2 separate regions of the Homo sapiens genome follow, and region 2 is linked to region 1. Evidence: read pairs that join two places in POLR2A ChIA-PET (ENCODE). Cell type or tissue: MCF 10A. All regions are shown on one strand. Links, peaks and the distances in the headings refer to the core of each region. The heading gives the core; the rest is flanking DNA.

Evidence for each region. ChIA-PET counts read pairs that join two places held together with the same protein. Peaks named below come from ENCODE experiments on the same cell type or tissue, not always from the same donor. Only the 100,000 strongest peaks of a DNase experiment are listed, where the experiment ranks them.
Region 2: POLR2A ChIA-PET joins it to region 1 with 5 read pairs; 1 of 35 experiments calls an interaction of 5 or more read pairs at or near these places.

Annotation. Positions count from the first base shown.
Region 1 is chr21:36,791,075-36,795,462 of GRCh38, forward strand. All of the region lies in intron 6 of HLCS (holocarboxylase synthetase), which reads right to left. LOC105369305 (a long non-coding RNA gene) reads left to right here. Exons shown (of 2, transcript XR_937700.3): 1 at 1-4,388. Among named protein-coding and RNA genes, the nearest start is that of SIM2, 94 kb to the left of the region's middle. In MCF 10A, for the core only: no CTCF peak of the experiment used is centred there; a DNase peak (open chromatin) is centred at 1,667.
Region 2 is chr21:36,717,101-36,721,488 of GRCh38, forward strand. SIM2 (SIM bHLH transcription factor 2) reads left to right here. Exons shown (of 11, transcript NM_005069.6): 4 at 2,721-2,829. Among named protein-coding and RNA genes, the nearest start is that of SIM2, 20 kb to the left of the region's middle. RefSeq lists an enhancer at 2,412-3,198. In MCF 10A, for the core only: no CTCF peak of the experiment used is centred there; a DNase peak (open chromatin) is centred at 2,101.

The sequences.
Region 1 (4,388 bases), core at 106-4,105:
TGGGGACATGAATCATAATAGAAAAAAACAGCAACATATAGGCTTGTCCAAAATAAAACCTGCTCACCGTGCCTCAGGTAACCCTAAGAAGCGTCCTCTGTTGTAAAAACAATTCAAATACATACCAAGTAGCAAGAATCGCATAAGGAAACCCCACATAGGATGTCCGGGGCAACAACATGCAGACCCCCACCCCTGCCGGAGCCGAGTACACACCAACCCACACATCCAGGGCTCTGGGCAGCGGTGACTGTTCAGTGAGACCGCTTTCAGCATTTGCGAGAAGCTGCTCACCAACTGCCAAGTTCCTGCTGGGTCGGCCAAGAGGTATGAACCAAAAATGAAAAAACATGAAAGGTTTGTTTTTTAAAGGCAATACATCAAACATAAAAAGAGCCCTTTTGTATGAATTTTCAGTGTGGGAGCCAGAGAGGAGAAAAAATCATTTTCCCTCCTGGGAGGAAGCAGTTTGACCTCACCTGCGACTTTTCTCTTACGGTGTGGATTTTTCTCACCCCATTAAATGTAACCTACTCTAGGTGGGTTAGTACCATGTGAGAGAAATAGGGGGTGATGGGGAATATGGCAGACAGGCAGGCTGGGGCTCAGACAGAATGCCGAGCACCCTCGAGGGTGGGCCCTCGAGGGCCACGGAAGCGGGTGCCACGGGGCTGCATGGAATGCGGCTGCTCCAAGGGGCCTGTTTGCTGGACACACAAGGATTAAGTTTCCATGGCTCCAAAACCCTTGCAGCCTCCCACCCCACCCCCGGCAAAAGCACTCTTTGCAAAAGGAAAGGAAAAAAGAACAACCAAGTTAGAATGGGGTTATCTTCTTACCACTTTCACAAAGAAAGGGCTGGCTGGGATGGACACAGCAGGTTTCCCACTGTGAAGCCATCAGAAAGGCAGCGGAAAAAAACCTCATGGCAGTTAGGTGTGGGCCAGCCACACAGACAGGAACAAGCGAGCTTTCAAACCTAGAAGGTGAGTGCGCTACCTGTCAGCGTTCACAGGACTTTGCTCTGAAGAACAGTAAAAGACCATCTCAGCACCGGGTCCCTAAATCCCCTTCCCATTAACCAGGTGCCAATAGTGAAACCTAGAAGGGGACCCTGGTAAATCACCCGGCGGCTACCCCGCAGGCTCCCAGCGCTACGCTCTGGGGACCGTCAGCCTTTTCTTCTGTCACACAGCAGGAGAATGAGCTCACTTTGGCATCTGTGTGACCAGGGACGGCTGCCATCTGTGTGTCACTGTTATCAGTGGTCAGAGCAGAAGTAGCAGGTGGAACCATGTGAAATCCCTAACATTCAACCGTTTAGACCTGCAAAAATGGCTCTTTCCTTCGATTTACCCTGATGATGACAAGAAAAGGAGAAGGGGGGGAGGGAAGGGAGAGGGGGAGGGAAGGGATGGAAGGGAAGGGAGCGGGGGGAGGAGGAGGACGACCATGATCATCAGCCAATTGTGCTACGTCAGTCCAGAGTGAGCTGCTACTTATGATTTCATTTCCTCCTTAGACTGATGGGAGCAATGACAATCCCCATTTGTAGATGAGGCACCTGCTCAGAGAACTGAAGTTACTCATCCAGGGTCACATGGCTGTCAAGAGGCATGCCCAGTACCTATGACAAACATTCATCCCCAAGTAACGAAGCCAACAACCTGTGTCTCACTCCAGAACCACAGAGCTGTTACAACACGTGGTGCCTCCTGAGCCAGCAGCCAGGGGCAAGAACGAGAGGATGCAGGGAGAGGCTCTGGGGAAAGGGCTGTGTCCCCTCAGTCATGTGACCCCCAGGCTTTCTAGAGTGACTCATGGTGAGGACAGCAAAGATCTCAAAATGCTGTCTAGACCTTAACTCTGCCCATCACCCCATCCATTTGGTTTTGTTTCCCTTTCATTTGCATGTGTAGTCACATGCTCAGCATCCTTGGGGGCAGCTGCATCTGTGGTCCTCCAGAACCCCAAGCTTTGCAGTTGGACTTGAACCCCTCATGCGCTTTTGATTCCTGATTAAATAACCTGATTCGAGTTGTTGAGATCTTTAGTTTACATCAAATAATTCTTCTTTCTATTGCTCCATTCACTTCTGCACATTGCCTTAGGTACCGATTCATTTTCTCTACGACCCCCGCTGCTTACATGAGTTCTAAGATCATCCACAGGTGTGTGCCTGTCGGAGGGCTCGGAGAACACGGGACAGCAGGAAGCAGTCTTTTTTTTTTTTTTTTTTGAGATAGAGTCTCGCTCTGTTGCCCAGGCTGGAGTGCAGTGGCGCAATCTTGGCTCACTTCTACCTCTGCCTCCTGGGCCCCAGTTCAAGCAATTCTCCTTCCTCAGCCTCCCAAGTAGCTGGGATTACAGGCATGCACCACCATGCCCAAATAATTTTTGTATTTTTAGTAGAGACAGAGTTTCTCCATGTTGGCCAGGCTGGTCTTGAACTCCGGACCTTGTGATCCACCCGCCTCGGCCTCCCAAAGTGCTGGGGTTACAGGTGTGAGCCACCGCGCCCAGCCAGGATGCAATCTTATTGGTGTGTCACTTTTAGCCCAAGAAGCAAAAAAGTGGAGTGAGTAAGCTGGTAGGATCAACTGTTATTTTTATATTAAAACAAACATGTACCAGAATTATGGAGTAAAAATTATGCAAAATTTACAAGCATGTTAGAGATAAATCAGACCTTAAAGAAATTTAGTGCTAGTCAGAAGCTACATAAATGGTCAGGCATGTGGCTGCTGGTGCAATATTGTCCCTTTACGGCCAAGAGACCTCAGACAAGTTACTTAACCTCTCCCATCGAAAGCATCTCTCATGAAGATGCTGCTTCAGTCATAGGGTTGTCAGGAGGATATACCAAGTTAGTGCCTATGTGGACAGCTGTTTAGAAGCCTCAGAGCACCCTGTGAATGTGCTTTCAGACCTGCCCTGGATTCTTAGCTTCTACTAAGGACGAGCTACGGGTGTGACTGGGTTACGCTTGGCTCATTCTGGCCTCCCTGCCGCAACTTTTCCAAAGAGGCGATCTCTGAGCTCCTGGGAGCAAACCCATGAGGATACAGATGATTCGGCAACTTTGTGCCAGGCCCTCTCCAGGCTCTGGGGTTGTTTCTGTGAACAAATGCTCTGTCTCTGCACCCAGGGAGCTGGCATTCTAGTATGTGTGTGCAAGGCGGTGGGAGAGAGACATAAATGCATAATGTGTCAATGCAGTGAAAACAAAATACAGCAGATAAGGGGTACAAGGAAGGACAAAGGATGGGGTGTTCAAGTGGTCCCTGAAGGCTGCTGCAATAAGGCATTTGTTCAGAAAGAAGATAGTGAGAGCATACCATGAAGACATGTGACAGAGGACTATTCCAGGCAGAGGCAGCGGCAAGGCCAAAGGCCCTCAGTGGGATTGGAGAGGAACAAAAAGGTGACCGACGTGGCTGAAGCACACTCTGTGCGTATGGGGTTGGGGGGAATAGGAATAAGGGTTATGCTGGTTGGGGGACAGATTTGGAAGTGTGCAGGTCATAGTAAGAACTCTGGATTTTTTACTGAATGAAGTAGGAAGCAACACTGAGCCTTTCTAAGCTAACAGGGATGAGATAACTAAGTTACATTTTAAAGGAATTCACCTGGCTGCCACATGGAAAACAGCCTGGTGGAAGGAAGAAAGAGATGTGTTCTGCACATTTTGAAAGTGGAACAAAGAGGACCTGATGATGAACTGAGCTCCTGAAAGGAAGATGGAGTCAAGGGTGAGTTCACGACTTCTGGCACACACAACTCAAGGAAAAAGCGATGTGCCGTTTCCCAAAAGCAGGAGGCAAGGGCTGAGCAGGCTGGAGGGTGGAATCTGGTGCTGGACTTAGATGTAGCAAGCATAAGATGCCTATGAGACAGCCCACGGAATCCAAGCAGAAGTCTGGAGTGGGAGGGAGAGGTCTGGGCTAGGATATTCATTTGGGAATCATTATCGTGGAGATGGTTCTTAGAACCATGGGACCAGGAGAGGTCAGCCAGCGAATGAGTTGGGCTGGAGAGGGGAAGACGTCTGATTAACCTGACTTTGTTCTCTGGCAAAGGCACCAGGTTGAGAATTCAGAAACTCATATCCCTGGTTTCTTTTTAGCAAACACGAAGCATGGTGACCAAGCCATGTCATCACACTGGAACCGCAAAAAAGAGAAGAAAGGAAATGCGCTTCGTCTTCTGCGAGGACACATTGACGGTGCTCAGCTAGCCAGCATCTAGGTCCCACAGAGGGCAGGAGGGATCCGGAAACACTGAGGTCCCCTCCTGAGAGGCTCATGCCCTCACATACTTTCTTAATATAATCAAAATGGGAGTAAATGATGACAATATGCAACTTTCCAAATACTGAGGGTTCTGGA
Region 2 (4,388 bases), core at 247-4,246, 74 kb before region 1:
TTTCATCTGTGCAACCTCACCCTTCTCATTCTTCAAAAGCATGTGTTGAGAACGGGAACTCTGAAAACATAAGAACCTACTCTGGGATTAAAACGCAAATCTAACCCTTAATAAGCACAGATGGAAGGTCTTTCTGCAAGGAGGTAAAGTTGTTTCCCGAAAACACATCAGTTACTTTTTTCCAGAAAAGAACTTCGAGCAAACCAGAATTATTCTTTTTCCCTGAAAACATGGGGAAGGGAGAAACGATAGGCCAATATAACATTTCTCTATTTTGTTATTTTTTCATTTTTAAAATAAACTGTTGAAATTGTGAGTCACTATATATTTTCTTTTCTTTCTTTCTTTTCTTTTTTTTTTTTTTTGAGACAGAGTCTTGCTCTGTCGCCCAGGCTGGAGTGCAGTGGTGCGATGTCGGCTTACTGCAAACTGCGCCTCCCGGGTTCAGACGATTCTCCTGCCTCGGCTTCCCTTGTAGCTGGGATCACAGCCGCATGCCACCACGCCCGGCTAATTTTTGTATTTTTAGTATGACATGATTTCACCACGTTGGCCAGGCTGGTCTTGAACTCCTGACCTCAGGTGATCCGCCTGCCTCGGCCTACCAAAGTGTCAATATATATTTTCTTAAGCCAACTCTCTTAGTTTTTAGCTTCTGCCACTCCGCACCTGGACAGGCCTTCCCAGGGCATAGTCATTGCCACCCTGAGGAAAAAAGGAAATGGTCCTGTCCCAAATGGCTGGCTTACCTGTTGCCAGTTTATTTAAACTTTTTAAGGATTAACAGGAATGACTCGAAAGAAGAATATTTAGTTTTATTATTTTTCTTAAATGAAATCCTGTAATAAACTTTTCAGGGAGGCGAATGTCCGTCTGGGAGATCTGTTGAGAAAGTGCCAGGCTTGGGAAGTGGGTGTTAAGTAGAGGGTAGGGAGGATTCCTCTAATAGGATTCTCTCTGTTGCTCTGTTTGCATAATATTGGAAGGAAACATTCCATGAATAATGTAAAACATAGAACTGTGAGAGCCGTTTTAGGGACAAGATGACTTAGCAGGCCAGAAGTGTAACTTATTCTGAATAAGAAAGCAACTCGCTCTTCTTAACAAATTGGAAGAACTGGCTCAGAGGAGTGCGATAAATCACTTCACCCCTCCACGACCCCTTGGTCCCAAGTAAAAGCTGATGGCCTAGATGCTAATCTGGAACTGCAACTCCCAGAACTTCTCCATTAAGCAGCTGGCTGGGTTGTCCTGTTGCGTGAGGTGGCACCGTCAGGATGGCCACTTTGCAGATAATCATGTTGTCTCTCCTCTGATGGAGAGCCACAGGCTCCCAGCGACACCTGCAGCAAGACACACCTAAAAATAACAAGGGGGTGGCTCGGGACAAGACACACCATGAGCCTCCTTTTGTTATCTTGAGTTACCCTCTCTCCTTCCGGCAGGGTCAAGAAGGAATTCTCCAGACCTACCCAAGATCCTTCGCCACCCAAGGACGGTTTCCCACATGCTTTGAGTTTCTTCTCAGGCTGGGCACTGGGACTCCCCTTGGTGGTGGAGGAAGTCCTACCACTGCCCCTGGGCCTCCCCTGAACAATGCTGGGGTTCACCGACTCACTGTCCTTGTCTGCCACCCTCAGCACTATTGATTATAGCTCTAAAAATAGGATCCACCCACCACTGCTCAGAAGGCTGCTCTGCTAGTCATTTCTAGAACATTCTGTGCCACTGTCCATCTTAAGGTGGGTGGGGGCCCAGGTGTTGAGACTCTATCATATCCTCTCCTGGTGCTTATGTTTGAGAGAACATTCGAAAGATTCTCAAGTTCGGGAATTTGGGCCTCCAGGGACCTCTGTGTAAAAATTGTAACTATGATGGGTATTTTCCTGGGGCCATCCATTCCTGCAAAGTGACATGGATGTGCTGTCCTCTGTGGGCTGTGTCTGGAAATAGGTAGCGTCGGACTGTTGAGGCAGCAACCCCAGGACATAATCCCCATATAACGTGGCTCTCTGGAGCAGGCCCAGACCCTCCCGCAGGGCACGCACAGCCCCAGCCACACCCCTGGGCGGGAGCCACAGAATTAGCACAGTCATCTCGGACTGGGAGGGCCAGAGACTCATTGCTGGTAATGTGAGAGAGGCCTGGCAGCGCCTGAGGGGCACAGCTCAGAGTCGACGAAGAAAGGGCCTTTGTCTGAGTTCATGTCCTCCTCGGGCGCAGTGGCGCCCCTGCCGTGGACGGCTGGTCGGCCTCGGAGTGGACAACACTTCCACAGGGAGCACTATGTGGACAGGACAGCTGGCCTTCTGGCCACCCAGTCCCCTCAGATCGCCAGCAAGGGAAGGACAGAGACCCTGGCCTGGGTCTGTTTCAAGCCCTCTTCTGTATGAAGGATGCTGCCCAGGCCAGCAGCGCCGCCCACCTCTGGTGCCCACCTTTTCCACCCTTTGCTTTCTGGTCCTTCCTGCTAAGGGTTCTCTTGGCTGCAAGCTCAAGCCTCAGTGCCATGGCCTTTTTAGACAGTGTGGGAGACAGTTCAGAGCTCTGAGCTCTGTTGAGAAAAGAAAACTGTTTCTGCGTTTGGCAAAGGTGTGGGTTGTCAGCAGAGATCAAAGTTCTGTTCCTGGCAGGGTGAGCACCTGTGACACACCTTGCCCCTCCCCCTGCGCCAATCCCAGAGAGGCGGTGGCATTTCTGACCCTTCCCTTCCACGGCAGGTGGAGCTCACGGGCAACAGTATTTATGAATACATCCATCCTTCTGACCACGATGAGATGACCGCTGTCCTCACGGCCCACCAGCCGCTGCACCACCACCTGCTCCAAGGTATTCCATCCAGAGGGAAAAAAAAAAACAGACTAAAAGCAAGGCGACATTCTTAAATGGAACTCAGGGCTTTGCTTCCCACATCTGCCAAGTGGCTGGGCATGACTAGGACTGCCCAGCCCAGGTCTCTCCAATACACACACAGCACCCACCACGTGGGGATTTGCATTGATACCTGTGTCTTTTAAGCCAATATTCATCAAGCTCCTATTGTTGGCCAGAACCCGTGTTGAGTGCTAGGTAGAGGACAAAAGTGGTGCAAGCCTGCTCCCCTCGTGCTCTTGGGTCAGAATTCCAGGGATTACAGCATCACGGGTCTAGACCAAGCTTCTCCTTAACCAAGATGCCGTGCCTAAAACTCGGGGGTCGGGGGTGGTCCATGACATTTCATGGGGAAAATTACATATGTGTTTCCTCCAGTTGAAATTTGGCATTTCCTTTGCTTCTGATGATAGATGATAAACCATCTTGGGGTCCCTAGTACCTGTGGCTTTGCCAACAATAGAAATCACAGATGTTTTCCATATCATAGGAAAGTTTTGCAGGTTTAAACATATCGCTTATGCCCACATGCCTACTTCAAAATTTCAGGAGTTCTAAGACCTGCTACTGAATCTTCTTATTTATGTATTAATAAAGCAGCACATTTATATCCGTATCACTGTGTTGAAATATTTTGATAATTATTTTCCAATACAGTTGCTTTTTTGGTAATCTTATATATTTTATTTTATGTATTTAAAAATGTTACTCCAAGTAGGGATCTGTAGGTTTTGTGCTGTGGCACAAATCATTAAGAAGCCCTGGTCATTACACAAATGACTCCTTAAATTTCAATTGTGATGAGTGCTAGGAAGATACAGAAGGACTTATTCCAGGGGCCCTGGCCTTTTAACTCCCTCCAACCATCCAGTGAGGCCAACAGGCCTCTTGACAAATGGGTCTTATGTGTGCTTTGGACTATGGCACCCAGCTTGGCCAGAATACCCCAGTGGAACAAAATGCAAAAGAAGAGGCTTTAAGGGTGATGAGAATGGGGTAGCTGGCTGCAGGAAAAACATGAGTTGCATTCTTATTGCTGTCTTCTGGGGGTTGGTGGGGAGAGGTCATTCTCGGGCTGGGAAGAGAGAATACAAAATAGCACACACAGTTGTAAAATCCCTTGCAGACAGTTCTGTGGCCCGCAAGTTCCAGCTCCAGAAATAGTCACTGGAGTCTAATTATTCCTTACCAAGGAGAGAGCCTGGCATGTTGGTTTCTGAAATGAGATGGGGCACCTAGTTGTAGCTAAGGTCTGATTCTTGGATATGATATGTCTGCAGACATCAACATGAATCATGGCTCTGAAGAGGTAATTTCTAAAAAATGAGGGCTAGGCTAGAACATCGCACCTGAATCGAATTCTTTCACTGTGGGGTTGTTTAAAGCTGGACAAAGACAACAGGTGTCAGAGAATTGCAGAACATAGTGCTGTTACTGTTTTTGAAAATTGCACAGTACGGTTTTTTGTTTTGTTTTGTTTTTTGGAGTTGGAGTTTCATTCTTGTTACCCAGGCAAG